Regions from separate parts of the Homo sapiens genome. Here region 2 is linked to region 1. Evidence: chromatin loops called from intact Hi-C (ENCODE). Cell type or tissue: PC-3. All regions are shown on one strand. Links, peaks and the distances in the headings refer to the core of each region. The heading gives the core; the rest is flanking DNA. Region 1 has its middle 150 kb from the start of MIR3194. Region 2 overlaps KCNG1 (potassium voltage-gated channel modifier subfamily G member 1).

Region 1 (9,962 bases), core at 1,221-9,220:
TTGTGGGGTGGGGGGAGCGGGGAGGGATAGCATTAGGAGACATACCTAATACTAAATGACGAGTTAATGGGTGCGGCACACCAACATGGCACATGTATACGTATGTAGCAAACCTGCACATTGTGCACATGTACCCTAAAACTTAAAGTATAATAATAATAAAATAAAATAAAAAAACAAAAAATAAATAAAATAAAATAAAAAAACACTTGGTGACAGCATGCATGTGCAGAGTCTGTGAGCACGAAGAGCAACCCAGTGGACTGTGGGGCTTGGAAGAGGAGGGCAAAGGTGGTATCCATCAGAGCTCAGGTTCCTGGGTGTGACAGCTGGGAGCATTTCCACACAGCCACTTGGGTTCCTCCTCTGGTGGTCAATGCTCCTCCTGACCTCAATAAAAGTGAACATTTATTGCATTCAAGATGTGCCTGCATTCCATACGTAATTTTAATTTCTTCTGTAGGAGTGCATCAGGTCGTTCCAGTTGTAATGTGCACTTACAGATGAGGAAAGTGAAACACAGAGCGTTTGAGCGGCCCAGTGTCATGCAGCTCATACACGGTCAGCGTAGCTGTTCTCACACCCAGGTCTGTGCGGCTGCAGGGCTTGGCCTCTCAGCCACAGTGCAGGGTGGGGACATTGTAACTGGCTGCTTGGCCTTATTTGTGGACATGCTGGCTACCGTGAACTTCCAGAGACCCTAGTGAACACGTTCCAAATTCACAAAACTGCAGGATGGGGCAACGATCCACATTTCCTCTGCGAGCCTTCTCCTTTAAAAGCACACACTTTGCCACATTTCAGCACATGGCTCTGCAAACGTTTGCAGTTAATACCCTCTCCCAGAAGCCATCTGGGGGGCGATTCAGGTTCATCTGAGAGCACACAGTGGGTGGCCATCACCCGCATCCATTTTGTCGATAGGTGAGGGATGCTGATGCCAACCGCTTACCTCGGTAGAAGACCCCTCCCCAGGAGAGAAGTCTTAATGCCAGGAATGATGTCCAAACGTAAGGTGAATGGGTGACTTCTGGGGCAAGGGGGGACGGTGTGCTGTTGCCAAGAGGGGAACAGCTGGGAAGGAGAGACGAGAGCTCACCCTGCAGCAGCCATAGCAGAATCGGTTCATTGTGGGGCTTGGCTTTAGTTAATTTCTCTGTCCCATTACCTTGCTCAGGAGTTTCATGGTTGCAAAGAACCTACTCAAAAGAGGAAAATATGTTACCTTATGCAAAGAAGAAAATATGTTCATTCATTTAGTAAACATACTTACCTATGTACTCTGGGCCACACACTGTGCCCTCTGAAAATTTACTGGGAATAAACAAGGTAATTGCAGATGACAGGGTTTTTCTCGGGCCCCTTTGCTTGGCTTGCAGCAGGAGGTGCTCCATCTACTTGGCCCACCAGGCTGTGTCTGGCTTGCACTCCGTGGATCCCATGGCCACCACAACTGCATGCTTAGCCCCTGGTGGGAAGGGGTGTGTGAGCAAGCAAGTGTGGGGTCCAGCCAGCTGTTCCAAAAGCTGGCACAGGGGTAGGCTCCCTGCTGGGCTTGTGGCTGGACCAGGCATGTCACCCCAAGGGGGAATGTGGTGGCACCCAGCCAGGGGTGCCCACAACCCCAAAGCCCCAGAAGGGGTTTTAAATGTGCTAATTAACTCGTTCAGTACTCCCGTCCACAGTCCAACGGACAGCGGTGTGTTAACAGCTTGGTCAGCCCCTTGCCCCGCTCCAGCCCACAGCTCCGGGGGAAGCTCTGGTCCCATTACTGCTTCCTGTCACATGGGGTGGCTGCCCTCTGCCAGCAGAGGGCTGAGAGCCACAGTGTTACAGCCCTCTGAGTACCCACATTTGGTGGGTCCCAAGTTCTTGTCCCACATCCAAGAAGAATGAGGTCATGCTGACAATTGAAAGGTGATGAGGGCAGAGAATTTTATTGAGTGATAAAACAACTCTCAGTGGAGAGGGGATGGGCAAGTAGTCTCTCACCCTAAGTCAGGTCATCTCTCTCAGTGTGGTTGAGTCTGGGGTTTTTATAGGCACAGGATGGGGGAGGGGCGGGCCATAGATACTATTGAAAAAGGCCACGTTTGATTGGTTAAAAAGCATTCAGAAAGAATCAGGAAAGGATGGGCAAACAGGAACAGAAATTCTCACTCTTCTGTCCTGAGTCATGGGTTTCATCTGGAACCAGCAGTCCGGTCTTTCAGCCTTCAGGCTGTTTTGGCTTGAAGGTGGTGTTTCACCAGGGACCCACCCCTGTCTGCCTCCTGCCACTGTCACAGATAGCACAAGGTGCTGTGAAGAGTTCGAAACACAGTAATGCACAACAGAGGAGGCATGAAACAGGAGGAGGTCAAGGGAAGCGCCTCTGGGGAGGTAACAGCTGAGCTGTGTGAATGATGGAGCCACCCTGTTTGAAAATTTGGGTGAAGACTTTCCAGACAGAGGGAATAGCAGGGAATAGCAAGTACAAGTGCTCTGAGGCAGGACTTTGCATGGTGCAGCAGCAGAAGAGAAGGCTGCGGCAGCAGGAGGAAGTTAGCAAGCAGGAGATTTGGGAGACCAGGCAGGGGCAGGCCTTGAGGCCACCATCTGGATTTTCTCCTGAGAGCCACAGACAGCCTTTGGAGGGGCAAAGCAGCCCGTGCATGTTAGGGTATCCCCAGGAGGGACAGGAGGCCTGGGTGGGTCAGGCTGTCTTTCTGCTCCCCAGCTTGTCTTTCTGTGCCTTTGGCTTGTGTTGACAAAAAGAGTCGAACTCTGTAAAATATTTGAGGAGGTTTATTCTGAGCCAAATATGAGTGACCATAGCCTGTCACACAGCACCAGGAGATCCTGAGAATATGTGCCGGGTTACAGCTTCATTTTATACATTTTAGGGAGACATAAGACATCAGTCAATACATGTCTGAACTCCAAATATATGAGACAGGTCTCAATCAACTTAGAAAGTTAATTTTGCCAAGACTGAGGATGTGCCTGTGACATAGCCTCAGGGGGTCCTGACGTGTGGCCAAGGTGCTCGGGGCAATTTAGTTTTATACATTTTAGGGAGACATGAGACATCGATCAGTGTGTGTAAGATGTACGTTGATTCAGTCTGGAAACGTGGGACAACTCAAAGCAGAGAGGGGCTTCCAGGTCATAAGTAGATAAGAGACAAACAGTTGCATTCTTTTGAGTTTCTGATTAGCCTTTCCAAAGAAAGCCATCAGATATGCATTTATCTCAGTGAGCACAGAGAGATGACTTTGAGTTCTGTCTGTCCTTTGTCTGCAAGGAATTTCCTCGTGGACAAATTGTGAGGGAGGTATGTAGCTTTTTTACCCTAGTAGCCATAGAATAGAACGGGAGGCAGGTGTGCCCTAAGCAGTTCCCAGCTTGACTTTTCCCTTTGTCTTAGTTATTTTGGGGTCCCGAGGTTGACATATATTATACATCTTACATGTGCTAGAGGAAAATGTCCCCTCTGGAAAGGCAGAGATAACACAAAGGTGGGGGTTGGGGGCAGGAACAGCAGGGAGGGGAGCTTCCAGGTCATAGGTGAATTCAAAGAGTTCCTGAATTCCTGATTGGTGACTGGTTGAAAGAGTTTATCTAAAGACCTGGAATCAATACAAGGGAGTGTCTGGGTTAAGGAGTTGTGGAGACCAAGGTTCTTATTATTATGCAGATGAAGCCTCCAGGTAGAGAGAATAGATTGTAAATGTGTCTTATCAGGCTTAGAAAGGTGCCAGACTTAGTTAATTCTCTCCTGGATCAGGAAAAAAGGCCTGGAAAGGGAAGAGGATTCTCTACAGAATGTAGATTTTTACCCACAAGTGACAGCTTTGCAAGGCCATTTCAAAATATGTCAAAGAAACATATTTTGGGGTAAAATACTTCAATTTCGTTCAGAGCCTGCTATCTGTCACGTTGGCATCTTATTGGTAGAGTCGGCTTTGTCAGTGTTAAGGTCTCTGTTTTAATGTTCATGCTGGTCAGCCGTGCCTGAATTCCAAAGGGCGGAGGTATAATGAGGCCTGTTTGACCCGCATTCCCATCATGGCCTGAACTCGTGTTTCAGGTTAACTTTAGGATACCCTTGGCCAAGAGGAGGGGACCATTCAGTTAGCTGGGGGCTTAGAATTTTGTTTTCGGTTTATATTTGTCACCTTCCAGTCTCAGGATGGCCACCACAGCTGCTGCATTTGAAGCAGGAGCATGGGGCTGGAGGCACATGTGCTGCACCCACAGAACAGACAAGAAATTACAGCCTTTTCCGGAAACCCCAGAGAGCTCCCGCATCCACGCCACTGGCCGTGCGGACACCCAGCTGTGGGGAGGCCAAGGGATCAAGCACCCAGCAAGGGACATGGCCTTGCCAGTCCTAACATATCTCACAGCGGGGCATGTGGACCTGCTGCAAGGAATTGGGGCGCTAAGGGCAAGACAAAGTGAGGACCAGCCCTTGAGGCTGGCAGAGAAGAAACCTCAGGCCACGGTGCTCAGGCATAAATTAGAGCCCTGTCCCAAGTGCACAGAGAACAGCTGCGAGCAGGGCCCGTCTCACCCTACCCCACCCCACCTCCAGCTGTGGTGGGGAGAGAAGGTTCTGGGTTAGGCTCCAAGGTCTAGGGAGCCCACGTCGTCTGCCCCTGCCTGAGTGGAAGGCTGGGCGCAGGTGGGCCTCGGCGTTAGGAAAGGCAACTGCTCCCTCTTGTGGCCACTCTAGGGCAGCCCGGCGTCCTCCCAGCGATGTGGCAGCCGGTCTCAAGCAGGCAGGGGTGATCCCTCCTCCCCAGCCCTGCGCAGGCCTCGAAGGGGAAGAGAACCAGCGATGCTGGTGAGAGCTAACCTTGATTGGGCACCTCTGGTATACCAGGCGCCCTTCTGTGCACTTCGCAAATATTAATTCAATCCTCTTAACTCGGCCAGGTTGGTCCCATTCATGTGTCCGTTTTAATGATTGGGCCATTTGCCCAATATCATCCGGGCAGAGATTGAAGCTAAGTCCACCTCATAGCAAGGCTGTGCTTCCAGCTCCTGAATTTGGGAGCTGTAGAATGTGTGCTTAAAGACTACGCCTGGGGGACAATTGCATCGATCAGGAATTATATTTCTTTACTGTTTTTAATTTGTGTATTTAAAAAGGCTCCACCAAAATTTCTTTTTTCTTTCTTTCTTTCTTTTTTTTTTTTTTTTTTTTTGAGACAGAGTCTTGCTCTGTTGCCCAGGCTGCACTGCAGTGACACGATCTCGGCTCACTGCAACCTCCGCCTCCCGGGCCCAAGCAATTCTCCTGCCTCGGTCTCCTGAGTAGCTGGGACTACCAGCACTCGCCACCACGCCCAGCTAATTTTTGCATTTTTAGTAGAGACGGGGTTTCACCATGTTGGCCAGGCTGGTCTCGATCTCTTGACCTCGTGATCTGCCTGCCTTGGCCTCCCAAAGTGCTGGGATTACAGGTGTGAGCCACCATGCCCAGCCCCAAAATTTCTTCATGTGGGGACTTAAGGAGTCCGTGGATGTAGTTTAGACATCCCTGAAATTGGAAACAAAATGCTGCATTCATGTCTGTACATTTCCTTGGGTAAAGGCCTAGAGCAGCTGTCAGAGGGCAAAGGTATGGGAACCCCAAGAAGGTGAAGAGCCCCACTGCCCATTTTAATGTCATTATTGTGTTTATTCTCTCATAGACTCTCAGAGAGAGCCGGATGGAATTGATTAGAAAGTGCTTGTCACAAAAGCCTGTCTGAGCCCTAATTGACTTGTGACGAGCTTACATTTTGCATAAATCAGCTTTTGTTTAGCTCTTGGGTTTGACACCTAATGAGAGTCTCTCAGAGGCTGAGGAAAGCCAAAGCCATCCCATATTTTTAAAAAAGTTTAAGGCAAAAAGGGATGTCAGAATTGTGGTAAAATATAAGTGTTTATGTTTAACAAAGTAATGCTTTTTGCATAAGATTCAATGATGATACATCTAAGTTTGTTTATAGATAATGTCAAAAGTCTAAACTGGAGGATTCTGTGAATAAATGGCCCGGGCCAAATTATCCTTCTGCCATAAAAGGTGCCAGGTAGCTGGATGATGTCAACCCAGGTGTTGGCTTCAGAGATGACAAAACACCCCACCCCCTTTCTAATTCCCAGAGAAGCAGACAGAGCCCAGGTCACCCCTTCCCTCGCCACCCCGCCCCAACCCCCACCAGAAGCAGGTGCCTCAGGGTAGTGGGGAAGTACCCAAGGCAGGGGCCAGGTCCAGGGGAGGGAAGAAGGAGCATAAGATAACCTCCCTTGCACCTCCCCAGGTTTAATTCACCTTACTCTGGCCTCAGAGTTTGGTTTGAGGCTAAATCCCCAGGAATCCAACCCACATTCAAAGGGATACACCAAAGCTCATTCCAGGAAACAGAAAAACTGATTTCAAGTTTCCAGCTGTTTGGGCAATCAAGGAAATAATCAGGGCTTTGGATTTGGTTTCTGTTTCTCTCTTTGGCTGTGTGACTTTGGGTTAACCTCTCTGACCTTCAGATTCTTCGCTACCTTTCTAGGTAGCTGTAGCAATCAGTGAGGTTCATTCTGCCTGCACTGAGCGGGGCTGAGTGCTGGGGAGCTGCCTGGTGCTTGGGAAGACAGAACGTTCTGTTAACTCTCATACACACACACAAACCACTCACAAAGGCATGTGGGGACAGAGCAGACTTTACTGAAGGTTTGGATCAGTAACCAAAGACATCTTACAATTGAAAGCTGCATCTCCCTCATCTTCAAAAGCCTCCCGGCTATGTTCACCATCTGGCTCCAGCCCCTTGTCCTATTGTCCAGCTCATCTTTCTTTCCTCCCCTCCTCATCCCCTCTCCTCTCCCATCCTCTCTTTGCAGTGTTCCCTCTTCAAAATTCCTCTTTACTTCTAGCAAAGAGCAGTTCAGCACTCTTTTGGTGGCCTGACTCCCAGGGTTACTGCTAACAGCTGTGCAAATGTAAACCCAGGTTGTACCAATTACATCATGGTCCATAGCAGGGGGCCACAAATTGCAACCCACCGCCAAATATGGCCCACTGCCTGTTTTTGCAAATAAAGTTTTATTGCAACACAGCCACACCCATTCACTCACTCATTGTATATGGCCCCTGACGCTATACAACTCCAGAGCTGAATAGTTGTGACAGAGACCATATGGTCCATAGACTTAAAATATTGACTCTCTGTCCATTTATAATTCAACATTTTAATGAACTGCCTGGAATCTGTGAGAGACTAGTTAGAGAGACTGGTTAAGGGTCACTGTCTGCATTTCTTCCAGTAACATAAAGCCGATCTAGCTCCTGCTAGGACCAGGCTATCAGCCTGGCTCTGGAGACAGATTGATGCCCAGGAACTTCTGCCTGCCCTCAAGAAGCTTGAGATCAAGTCGGTGAGAACACTGTGCCATGTTTAAGTGGCACAGAAAAGGGATGAGGTCAACCCCAGGAGGGCTGACCCCTGCAGGCCTCTGAGCCAGCTGGGTTTGGCCATGGGAGGCAGAATTCGGAGGGCAGGAGAGAGGCTGGGGTGTTTCTCCCCCTCTCTTTCTGCCTCAAGAAGCACCTCTGCAGCTGCCTGGGCCCAGAATTGCCCAGCGTTTCACAAAAAGCTACAAATATGGATTTTGTATGAATTCTTCCTATTTGTAAATGTTAGCATTGGTGATTCAAATATTATTCAAGCTTTTTTAGCTCCATGGGCTTATGGTTTGTGGCTTTTGTACAGTAGTCATTGATACTGTCCCCAGTTTAAAATTCCTATGAGTCTGATACAACCCCTGTGGAGAGCAAAACTGTACATACCCACATCATATGATACACCAGTTCCACCCCTACGTATCTTTACTCCAGACAATCTCCCATTCCAGCATGCTGGAGCCATACTCAAGGAGACTCATAACAGCATCTGTGTGTAACAGAGAAATATTAGGAACCATTAAAGTGTCCATCAATGGGAGAGTGGAGAAATGCCTTGTGACATATTTGCAGCAAAAACAACTACAGCTTCATTGATGTACATGGATGTGGAGTTCTCATTAGGGAGGAGGAGTCAGGCTGGTGGGACAAAGGGAAAGCAAAAAGAGAAAGCAGATAAGCTGTAAGTCTGCCTTTCCAGGACACAATGCAGGACCATGGACCTCTTGCACAATATAACTCACAGTCTTCCTGTGCCCAGCTATTACCAGACTCTTGGCTGATAGAAAAATGCAAGTTAGCTCCCTGCAACCTTGGTGTTATCAGTACAGCACGTAGCCCTCTCCAGCCCAAGAACCAGCGTATAAAATCTCCAGCAAGCTTTGTCCCTTTGCAGTCAGCTCCCCTCTTGCTGACCTGCCCATTGCTTCCTTGCAGCGCTTTCTCGAGTAAATCTGCCTTTCTTTACCTACAGCTATCTTGGTACATTCTTTTCACCACCTATATGACACCAACCCCAGAGAGTCGCAACCCACGACAATGGACAAACCTCAGAACATCATTTTAGAATGAGAAAAGCATAGTATCTTACTTATATAAAGTTTTAAGCATGAAAGCAAAAGTGTCTGTTGCACAGGGATATATGTGCATATGTTCTATAAATGTAAAGGCAAATATGGGAATAACAAGCATTGTATTTAGGATTATGAAACCTCTGGGATGAGAGAGAGAAGAATGGAGTGGGCAGGTTATTCACAGGGACCAATTTTATCTGCCATGCTTTGTTTCCTAAAAAAATCAACCATGGGCACATGAGGGGCTCCCTAGGGTAACAGATGATTTCTTAATCTGGAGGCTGGTTCCAATTTGGGAAAATTCATTGAGCCAATCATTTATGATACGTATAGTTCTCTGCACATGTGTAATTTTTCTTTTTTCTTTTTTTGAGACAGATTCTTGCTCTGTCACCCAGGCTGGAGTGCAGTGGTATGCTCATAGCTCACAGCAGCCTCCAACTCCTGGGCTCAGGTGATCCTCCCTCCTCAGCCTCCTGAGTAGCTGGAACTACAGGCCCACATCACCATGCCTGGCTATTAAAAAAAAAAAACTGTCTGTAGATACAGGCTTTCACTATGTTGCCCAGGCTGGTGTTGAACTTCTGGCCTCAAGCAATCATCTTGCCTCAGTCTCCCAAAGTTTTGGGGTTACAGGCATGAGCCACTGCATGTGGCCTGACTTTTCAATACAAATCTATTGATATAATTTGGATATTTGTCCCTGCTCCAATCTCATGTCAAATTGTAATCCCTAATGCTGGAGGTGGGGCCTGGTGGGAAGTATTTGGGTCATGGAGGTGGATTCCTAATAGCTTGGTGCTGTCTTTGCAATAGTGAGTGTCAATGAAGAGTGTCAAACTCTGCGAAATATCCGAAGAGTTTATCCTGAGCCAAGTATGAAGGACCAGTGGCCCTATGACACAGCCCCAGGAAATCCTGAGAATATGTGCCCGAGGTAGTCAGGATACAAAATGATTTTATACATTTTTGGGAGACATGTCAATCAATGCATGTAAGATACATGTTGGTTTCGTCTGGCAAGGCGGGACAATTGGATAACTGGAGGAGGCGGGGTTCCAGGTCATAGGCGGAGTCGAAGACTTTCTGACTGGCAATTGGCTTAAAGAGTTATTATTTAAAGACCTGGAATCACAGACGGAATGGTTAAGATAATAGGTTGTAGAGACCCAGGTTTTATCATGCAGATGAAGCCTCCCAAAGCAGGCTTCACAGAGAATAGATTGTAAATGTTTATCAGACTTCAAGTCTGTTCTATCTGTCTTAAGATCTCTGTTTTAATGTTAATGTTGGTCAACTGTGCTTGAATTCCAAAGGGAGGGGGAGGAGGGTATAAGGAGGCATGTCTGACTTTCACTTCCCATGATAACCCGAACTCGTCTTTCCAGTTAATTTTAGAATGCTCTTGGCCAAGGGGAGGGTTTATCAGCAGGTTGTGCGGCTTAGAATTTTATTTTTGC
Region 2 (9,962 bases), core at 1,399-9,398, 290 kb before region 1:
TTGAGACTGGCCTGGCCAACATGGTGAAACCCTGTCTCTACTAAAAGTACAAAAACTAGCCAGGCATGGTGGCGTGCACCTGTAATCCTAGCTACTAGGGAGGCTGAGGCATGAGAATCGCTTGAACATGGGAGGCGAAGGTTGCAGTGAGCCGAGATCATGCCACTGCACTCCATCCTGGGTGACAGAGCAAGACTCCATCTCAAAAAATAAAAACAAAACAAAACAAAACAAAACAAAAAAAAAAGAAGAAGAGGAAGAGACACTAGGGCTTTCTCTCTGCCATGGGAGCACTCAGGGAGGCATCTAAGTGTGAAACCCAGAGAAGAGTGCTGCTGGCGCCCTGCTCTCAGACTTGCAGCCGGCAGAACTGGGAGAAATAAGTGTTGCTGAAGCCACCCAGTCTGTGGTATTAATATTTGGTTACATCAGCCTGAGCTGACAAAGACATTCACCTAATAGTGAAATAGCAACAACATTGTTCAGCATCTCCCAGCCTTCACAATTCTCCCATATCCATCTATGCACTGGGGATGCAGCCGTGTGCAGAATGTGAAGGGGTCTCTGATCCCAGGCAGCTGACATCCTAGTGGATTTTCAGGTGACACATGTACTGTTATTTACTTAACATTTTATTTTAAATTAACTTTTTTTTTTTTGGTATTTATTTGGCTTGGAAAAACAATTTAGTGTAGACCTACAGTTCTCATAGGGCTGATTTAGTCTCCCAAAAGACATGTGGCAATGCCTGGGAGCATTTTTGCTGGTCATGACTGGGGTTGCTATTGGCATTTAGTAGGTAGAGGCCAGGGAATGCTGTTGCATGTCCTACAATGCACAGGACAGTCCCCACAACAGACACTTGTCTGGTCCCAAGTGTCCTTAATGCTGAGGTGGAGAAGCCTGGTTAATGGTTATGAACGCAGACTTTGGAGCCACACAGCCTGGGCAAGTGACTCAACCTTGATGTGTCTTAATTTCCTTGTCTGTAAAATGGGTACAGCCACGTGATTTGATAAGATTGCTGGGAGGCCTAAGTGAATTATGTACATAGGAGCATTTAATGCAGTGCCTGGCACATAGTAGGTATTCAGTAACTATTGTCTATTATTATTATTATTTTTGAGACAGAGTCTCGCTCTTTTGCCTAGGCTGGAGTGCAGTGGCACGATCTTGGCTCATTGCAATCTCCGCGCCGCGGGTTCAAGCAATTCTCGTGCCTCAGCCTCCCGAATAGCTGGGACTACAGGTGTGCCACCACACCTGGTTAATTTTTGTATTTTTAGTAGACATGGTTTTGCCATGTTGGCCAGGCTGGTCTTGAACTCCTGACCTCAGGTGATCTGCCCACCTTGGCCTCCCAAAGTGCTGGGATTACAGGTGTGAGCTACCACGCCCGGCCTATTATTATTTATCTTAAAGGGACAACTAATATTGTTTCCATTAATGGAAAACAGATACCACTTGCCATAAATCAGAAGCAATGGACAAAGAAATGCACAACTATGAAAGCAATGCCACGTTTGCTCAGGGGTCAGCAAACATCACCTTGAGGATGCAGGGCTGAACTGGACAGCCATGTTCATCCAGGAAGCCTTCCTTGGCTCTTCCAGCTAAAATGAGCACCCCTCCCCTTACAACTGGTGCACCCGTCTTCACGGCACTTACCACCAGTTCTAGAATTGTCTGTGTGCAAGCCTGGCTCCTTCATTAGGCAGCCTGCTCCCTGGGGGAAGAAACGTGCTTTAGTCATCTCTGAATCCCTATGCTCAGCACTGTAAAGCCTCAAAGAGGTGCTTGTTAAATGAGTACATTTCTTGTTGACGAGACCAACATGATAAGGCGACTTCTGGGGAACTCAGGTCAAAATATCAACTTGCATGGACTCCTTCCTTCCCAACCCTCAAAGCTAAGGGTTTGTGCTACTGGAACAAGATTGCTTATTCATTACCAGCTCATGGGCTGAATTTGGTTCACAAATATTTTGCTTGGCTTGGAGAAGTTTTTGAAAGTTGAGAAATTTCATGTAAAAATCCATATCCTTGGCTTCTTTTAAAAAATCAGGATATCTGGCAACACTTGGCCCAAACGCCAACTGAGAAATGGCTACCCCTTTAGGCAGCACATGCTCCAATCCACCACAGTCCCCACCCCCAACTATTGTCTTCCTAACACCCACTCTATTCCACTCATGTGTGTTTCCTTCCCGGCCCTATAGGCATTTGAGTTTGAGACCCTTAGATTATAGCCACAGAGCTCTCTGGAATTAAGCCGATGCATAGAGAAGTTAGTAGGAGTCAAATACTCTGCTTTTAAAAATCACCAGCCCTCGACCGGGTGCGGTGGCTCAGGCCTGTAATCCCAGCACTTTGGGAGGCCGAGGTGGGTGGATCATGAGGTCAGAAGATCGAGACCATCCTGGCCAACAAGATGAAACCCCATCTCTACTAAAAATACAAAAATTGGCCAGGTGTGGTGGCACATGCCTGAAATCCCAGCTACTCGGGAGGCTGAGGCAGGAGAATCCCTTGAACCCAGGAGGTGGAGGTTGCAGTGAGCTGAGATGGTGCCACTGCACTCCAGCCTGGTGACAGAGCAAGACTCTGTCTAAAACAAAACAAAACAAAACAAAAAAACAAAATCACCAGCCCTCTCCCTAGACAAATCCCCAATGGAATCAAGTGGTAAAAATCTATCAATTCCAAACGGAAACCCATTTCCAATACTTAAATATGGGTCGGTGCTGTGGACATGTTCAGGAAGATACTCGCTCACAAACACACCCGTACACAAACACATGTACCTATGAATGAGAAAATGTTTTAATAGGTGCTGGAAGGGGAGGGAGGGTGTTTCACACTTAAAAGGGGCTCCTTCCTAAGAGGAACTGCTTTACAAAAGCACATCATCCCTCTACTACTCACTGATCTTTGGGGAAGGCTACAATTGCAGAGATCAGGGTTTGGAAAACTAGGGTACACCTGTGTTTGAAAGAAAAATGATTTGATTTTAGATGGTTAGAGTGTTTTTAACTTCACCTAAAATTGGAACCCATCTCCTCAGGCACAGCCTGCCAGGATCCTTTGGAGGCGTGGGAATAATCCCTTTCAGGCACTTTCCTTGGTGATCTCTCTTTTCAGCTCTGCTGTTTCATCTTTGCTACCACAGAAAAGAGAAAAAGTGACATTCTGTTTGGCAAGAATGGTGATGGAGGTAAACGGAAAATGCCTCACACAAGCCCTGGAGGGCTCTTGTGAATCCCCATGGCTGTAATCACCTCTTCTTTTTAGGAATTTCTTCTTTCAACCCTCCCAGCTTTCCCTCCAGCAGAAAACTCCCCCAATTAGTGATTTATTTCCTTCACGCCCTGCCCCCACGTGAGTTTCCTGTGTGGAAAGTGATCCTGTCTCGGCAGCAGGGTGAGTATGGAGAGGCTGATGCTACTCGGAGGGTAATAAACAGAGTAACGACCTTGTTCTCAAAGCCAGAGTCCCCTGGGGAAATGCTGAGGCCAGAACTTGCTAAAGGAAGAACAGGCATATTTCTCCATGGCCTTTGGTCTTGCAGATACCTGATCTGATGTGAGATGGACGGCTCAGCACCTCTAGACCCTACACTAAAGTTCATAAATCAAAGAGGCCCCAAAGCCTGGCCTTCTGAAAAATAATACTGCTTTTCACGCAGCCTGATATCCTCACAAGAAATTTTTTATTTCTCTGTGGTGTTAGTTCTGTTAGTTCTACAGCATGGTGGGTTTAAGTGATTTTGCCTCTGAGGGTCTGTGGATGCTTGGGGAGAGGAAGCTGTTTGAAGCAGAGGCTGCGATGGGGGAGATGAGGTGAAGTCCGGAGGCAGGTGTCATTCATTCCTTTATTTGTTCGTTTATTCAGTAGTTACTGAACGCTCACCACGTGTCAGACTCTGTATTAGAGCCGGAGACACGGCAGAGAACAAGACAGACCTAGGCCCTGTCCTCACGGAGGTGACCTTCTGGTGGGGAAGACTGTTTCCAAATGAGCACACAAGTCATTTCAGGCTGCAGCGACTGCAGTGTTGTTGACAGAGCAAGGTGAGAGATGGAGAATGACTATTGTGGGGTGTGGGGCAACATTGGCTGGAGGGGTGAAGGAGGGCTTCTTGGAGGAGGGGACATGGGGTTGAGCCGCATGGATAGATCCAGCCCCGTGAGGACCTGGCAGAGGGAGTGGCAAGAATTTGCTCCCTGACTTGGGGGTGGGCTTGGATGATCAAAGACCAGAGAATGCAGAGCACAGAGCGAGGGGAAGCTGGGAGAAGAGGAGAGGGGCAGGGGCCAGGTGCAGCAGGGCCGAGGGGCTGACAATAAGGAGCTGGGGCTTATTCTGCAAGGGACAAGGAGTCCATGTGTGCCTGCCAGGTCAGTGGACAACGAGTGGGCTGGGGAGCCCAGGCTGGAGGCTATGGAAGTCATTCTGGAAATGACTAAGGTTTGCAGCGGTGGAAGTCCCAGAGAACAGGAGGGATTTGGGATGAACTTTGGAGGAAGAGCCCTCAGGACTGGCTGAGGAATGGGGCCTGGGGGAGGGGGAAAAGAGAAGAATCAGGATTCCAGGGGTGCCATTTACCGAGGCGACGGATAGGTGGCGCTATGGTGAGCTGAGTCAGAGGAAGCTGTTCCTGGCTGTGGGATTATGGACAGAAGAAGCAGCTGGCAAAATCCAGGAGAGAGGGGGGAGATGGGTGTCTCCCAAGGACGGTGCCAGACCATCAATGCTGAGCTGATGGGTGTGTGTTTGCGGGGGGTGAGGGTGTCACCTGGCAGCTTTGACCTGGCTAGGCTGGCAGGGGCCGGAGGGCCAGGGTAGTAGAGCTATGGTGAAGTCAGAGGTGGGGGCCTCACCTGTGCCCTGTGCCCGGTAGCCACTGAAGCTGCATCACATCAGGCCAGAGTGGTCAGGGCAGGGCATATGGTAGGCAGAAAAATGTCCCCACATTCCCCTAGATGCCCACGTCCTAATCCTAATCCCTGGAAGCTGTGACTACGTTAGACTGCATGGAAGGAGGAACGAAGGTTACAGGTGGAATTAAGGCTGCTACAGCTGATCTGAGATGGGAAATTATCTTGGATGATCTGGGTGGGCCCAGTGTAATCAACAGGGTCCTTATTTGTGGAAAAAGAAAGCAGGAGATGGAGCGGCAGAGGGCTGCGGCATGAGAATGACTCCACTGGCCACTGCTGGCTTTGAAGATGGAGGAAGGGGCCATGAATCAAGGAATGCAGGTGGCCTCCAAAGGCTGGAGGCCAGGAAATGAGCTCCCTGGAGCCTGCAGAAAGGAGCACAGCCTTGCCAATACTCGATATTAGCCCAGCCAGACCCATTTCCAACCTCTGACCTCCAGACCTGTAAGATAATATAATTGGGCTGTCTTAAGCCACCCAGTTTGTGGTAATTTGTGACAGTTGCAATAGGAAATGGGATGCTGAGGCCAGGCATGGTGGCTCATGCCTGGAATCCCAGCACTTTGGGAGGCCAAGGCGGGTGGATCACTTGAGGCCAGGAGTTTGAGTCCAGCCTGGCCAACATGGTGCAACCCCATCTCTACTAAAAATACAAAATTAAGCTGGGCATGGTGGCAGGCACCTGTAATCCCAGCTACTGGGAAGATTGAGGCAGGAGAATCACTTGAACCTGGAAGGCAGAGGTTGCAGTGAGCGGAGATGGTGCCATTGCACTCCAGCCTGGGCGACAGAGTGAGACTCTGTCTTGAAAAAAAAAAGGGGATGTTGAAAAAAAGCTGGTTCTGGTTCTGGTTCTCCTCCAGCTTGGGGGACAATGTGCCAACCACCCTAAGCTGAAGAGGCAGAAGGGCGCACAGGCTTTAAAATCAGGAGACCTGGGTTCAAGGCCAGTTGCTCTGTGACTTTAGGCAAGTTGTGCCCTACCCCTGAGACTCAGTTTCTTTATCTGTATAATGAGGCTACAAACAGCTCCTGCGTCCTTGAGTTACGGTGAGGACAAAAGCAGATGGCACAGGTGATGCACTTGGCTCCATGCCTGACGCTGAGTGAACCCTCAATAGTCGCCTTGGAATTCTCACAAGCTACGATTAGAGTCCGCTGCCCCCCTCCCTGCTTCCCAAGAGAATCTTCTTTTCTGACCTGACCCACTGGGATTTGGATCCAGCATCATCTGATCCCCGGATCCAATTGCTAGAGGGTATGCGGGCTGGCCTAGCACTCTGGGAAAGCCACTGGGCGGTAATGAGGGAAATGAAGATGCTGCTGCCCTGTGACCCAGGAATCCCACTTCTGGGTATATTTCCCAGACCTGGGACCACAAAGGGTTGTGGCAGACATTGTCAGTAATAAATTATTTGCACTCAAATCCTTCACTCAGGGTTTGCTTCTGGGGAACCAGATGGAAGAGAGTAACAAACAAGGTACAAAAATGTGTGTTCTGTGTTGTTTATGGTACCAGGAGGTCCCCTAGCATCCATCCCCAGGGGAGTGGACAGGCAAGTCTTCGTAGAGGCAGATTATGGAAGCCTGCAGATTGCCCAGGAATCAGAAGCAATGGACTGAGTGGAGATTTAGCAACACATTTAGGTCTTAAAAACAGTGTGCCGAGTGGAAAAAGAAACAGAAGTTTCTAGCACTGTGCTATTTATGTAAATGAACACACACACATTACATATTTTACAAGGTCTCAAGCACATGTGAGGATCTATATTAACCACATGGAGGGTGCCTGGAAGGGCAGAGGAAGGGGAAGAAGCGCGGGGATTGGAACAAAGAAGAAAAATGAGTAAGATGAGACAGCCTGGCACAGGCCAATGAGGAGGCGTGCTGGGAAGCGGTGTGGTTTGTACAACTCTGGGTTTTAACCCAGGTTTAAAAAGAAAAACGAAGAGCACAGGAACGACAGAACCTTCTGAATTGCTCGGGGTGCTCGGTGGAGATACAGATTTCTGGGACCCTCCCTTCCCAGTCGGAATGTCTGAAGGGGAGGCCCAGGAATGAGCATGTTCACAGGCTCTCATGGAGATTCTGTGTGAGAGAGGGGACCGGGAATGCCTGGAGTTCTCCCAGGGGCTGGAGGCACAGGAGCTGCTCTGGGCTTTCACCTGGACTCCCCTGCCCAACGTGTCAATCTCCTAGAGGCTCTGGAAGGCTGTGAGTCCCGCTTCATTGGAGAAATGAAATCCCTTCTGGTTCGTGAGAAAAATCTTCTGCGTTGGGGCTGCCTTGATCAAATTTCCATTCAGGAGCCCAGAGATCCACTGACACTCTCCTCGCAATTTTTCTATCTTTCCTTTGAGGAAAAGGTGATGCTTATAAGCTATGGCTGAGGGCTGAGAACATACTTCCAAAGATAAATGATCATTGAGATCATAAGGCGTTCTGAGTGGCAGTTCTCACGTGACCACCCTGAGGTCAGCACATGACTGAGGGTACAGGTGCGGGACCTGTGGGGTGGGATTTGGGAGGGCGGAATGGGATGGAGTGAAGGTCCAAGCCAGGCATGGCTAGTCGTCCCTGCTGCTCCTGCTAATAACCCTGTGGCCTGGGCAGGCCATCACACCCACTGAGCCGCTGGCCTCTCTGAGCCTGCCTCCTCCCCTAGAAGATGGGGATAAGATTGCTGACCTCACGGGGCTATTATGGGGATCTGGTGAACGGAGGTTTGCTGCAGGGATGAGCAGTGTCACTGGGCCTCCTGTCCCCATGGCTACATTCCATCAGGGGCATGAAATGGTTCTACAGATGGTCCTGGGCTGACCCCAACTGCTTTCAGGTCTCTCTCCGGGGTTCCAACAAGCTGCGGGCCTCTCTGGACCCTGTTCTTTCTGTCTTATGCTCTCCGTCCCTCTTCCGAGTGGCAGCGGGGAATGCAGAGAGAGCGCTAACTGCACAAAGTGTTATAAATAGCAGCAACCACAGCCTCCCTCCACTGCAAACTCACTAAGTGCCAGGTGCTGTGCTAGGAGCCTTCATTGCCTGAGTCTCCATCCTTTCCTAAAAAGGTGGGCATTATCACTAATACCCCCATTTTACAAATGAAGAAACTGAGGCTCTGAGAAGTGAAAACTTATGTCTGGCAATAAGCGACAAAGCCAGAATTAAACTAGATCTGTGGGACTCCAGGCCGAACCTCTTTGACCCCTGCCTTTTACTGCCTCCTTGAACCACTTGTTCCTTTCGGGGAGCTGGTGTGGTGTCTCCACCCCTTGCAGTGAGTCAGGGACTGGGTTTCTAGTCTCTATTTCATATGGACGAGATTTTGGAATGTTTCTGAGGATGGGGAGAAGCAGGCAATTGTCCATGGCTGGGGAAACATATTTATCACTATTTATATTTGCAAGTGAGCAGAGTTAAAAAAAATCAACAAAACCCCTAGTTTTGCCAAACTCAGGGTTGCCATTTTGGCCTCTGGGAAGGAGATGTTGACGATGGAGGCAGAGGGTGGAGTCGTCTCCAGAAGCCCTGCTGATACCTTGATTTTGGCCCAGTGAGTCATTTGGTCTTCTGATCTCCAAAAACTATGAGATAATAAATTCAGGCTGGGCGCAGGGGCTTACGCCTGGAATCCTAGCACTTTGGGAGGCCAAGGTGAGAGAACTGCTTGAGTTCCAGAGTTCAAGGCCAGCCTGGGCAACATAGTGAGACCCTGTTTCTACAATTAAAAAATAATCAGCTGAGCATGGTGGTGTGTACCTCTAGTCCCAGTGACTCAGGAGGCTGAGGTGGGAGGATCACTTGAGCCCAGGAGGTCAAGGCTGTGGTGGGCCATGATAGTGACACTGCACTCCAGCTGGGTGATAGAGCAAGACCCTGTCTTCAAAAATAATAATAATAATAATAATAAATTTATATTGCTTTAAGCCACTAAATGTGTGCAAGTATGTGAAAGGAGGAAATTAACACAGCTTCCAAGGCAACTTTCCAGAAGGAAAGCATTTCTCTCCTGTACTCTGCAGGCTTTGGTTTCTCTCTCTCGTACCATGCCTCTCAACCTGTGCCATTCCCTCACTCCCAGTGGGTGTCTCGGGGACCCGTCCGTCTCTCTCCATGCCACTCTTTCCCAGGCCCTGCAGCGTTTCACTGCCAGTATAGCTTCATCTGTCAGGATTAGGGCTTCTGGCCGAGCCGACTCAGAGGCGGGTCAGGCTGCATTAATCCCCAATTAAAACGTTAATCAAAATGGATCCAACCATTAGCCTGGCCCGGGTCCTGGCATGTTAGATTTCCAAGAGCTGCTGTGCCCTGGTGGAGAATATATCTTTCTTAGCCACCTGCTGTCTGTTCTCGCCACAGTCCCACCACCCTGGGCCTTGGCCCAGCCTCCTGAAAGCTGGGGCCCAAGTTCCTGGGGAGATTGTGTGCTGGGAGCTAGGCTCTTCCCTCCATCCCTCCCTTGCCCCCAAATGAGAAAAAGTGCCAGTGTCCCTCCCCCCTATAAAAAAGACAGGCTGCCTCGGGAGCCTCCCTGCTGTGCTGCAGGCAAGCAAAATAACACCAAATGCACGTTTGCGTTTGCCTTCTTCTACGGGGAGGTGTTTGGGGACTGGAGCCAGAAGATCCTTTTCTCTTTGCCTCCTTGTAGCTCAAAATTAAGCAGAGAAGCAGGCTTGGGGGAGCAGTGGGGACCTCAGGACGGCAGGAAGGGAGACACCTGCTTACCAGAGTCCTCTGGAGGGAGAGCATGATCGGACCTGCCCGGGGAGGTGTGGGTATGAGAGTGAAGACTCACCTCAGGGCAACGGACAGTCTTAGGCACAATTCAGATCCTATTTGTAGCAAAGTCACTTCATTTCTGATTTCGTTAATCAAATACAGTCTGCTGGATGATAAAAATGGTCCACAGCAATGGAGTGCTTCAGCTAGGTTCTTCGCCTCTCCCTTTTTATTAATTCTATTTAGAGGGGCTTTACCAGCTGCCATTTTTCACCCACAGGCTCCATTTCTGGGCTTAATGCAACAA

The links. Peaks named below come from ENCODE experiments on the same cell type or tissue, not always from the same donor. Only the 100,000 strongest peaks of a DNase experiment are listed, where the experiment ranks them.
Region 2: it touches region 1 in a loop (17-fold over the local background); 10 of 110 quality-filtered maps call a loop at or near these places.

The regions. Positions count from the first base shown.
Region 1 is chr20:51,302,255-51,312,216 of GRCh38, forward strand. No RefSeq gene overlaps it. Among named protein-coding and RNA genes, the nearest start is that of MIR3194, 150 kb to the right of the region's middle. RefSeq lists enhancers at 3,986-4,946, 8,670-9,659, 9,660-9,962. In PC-3, for the core only: a CTCF peak has its summit at 4,698 (motif pointing left); a DNase peak (open chromatin) is centred at 4,717; H3K4me3 peaks cover 588 bases.
Region 2 is chr20:51,010,691-51,020,652 of GRCh38, forward strand. The region is part of intron 1 of KCNG1 (potassium voltage-gated channel modifier subfamily G member 1); the gene reads right to left. Among named protein-coding and RNA genes, the nearest start is that of KCNG1, 7.4 kb to the right of the region's middle. In PC-3, for the core only: a CTCF peak has its summit at 4,625; a DNase peak (open chromatin) is centred at 4,621.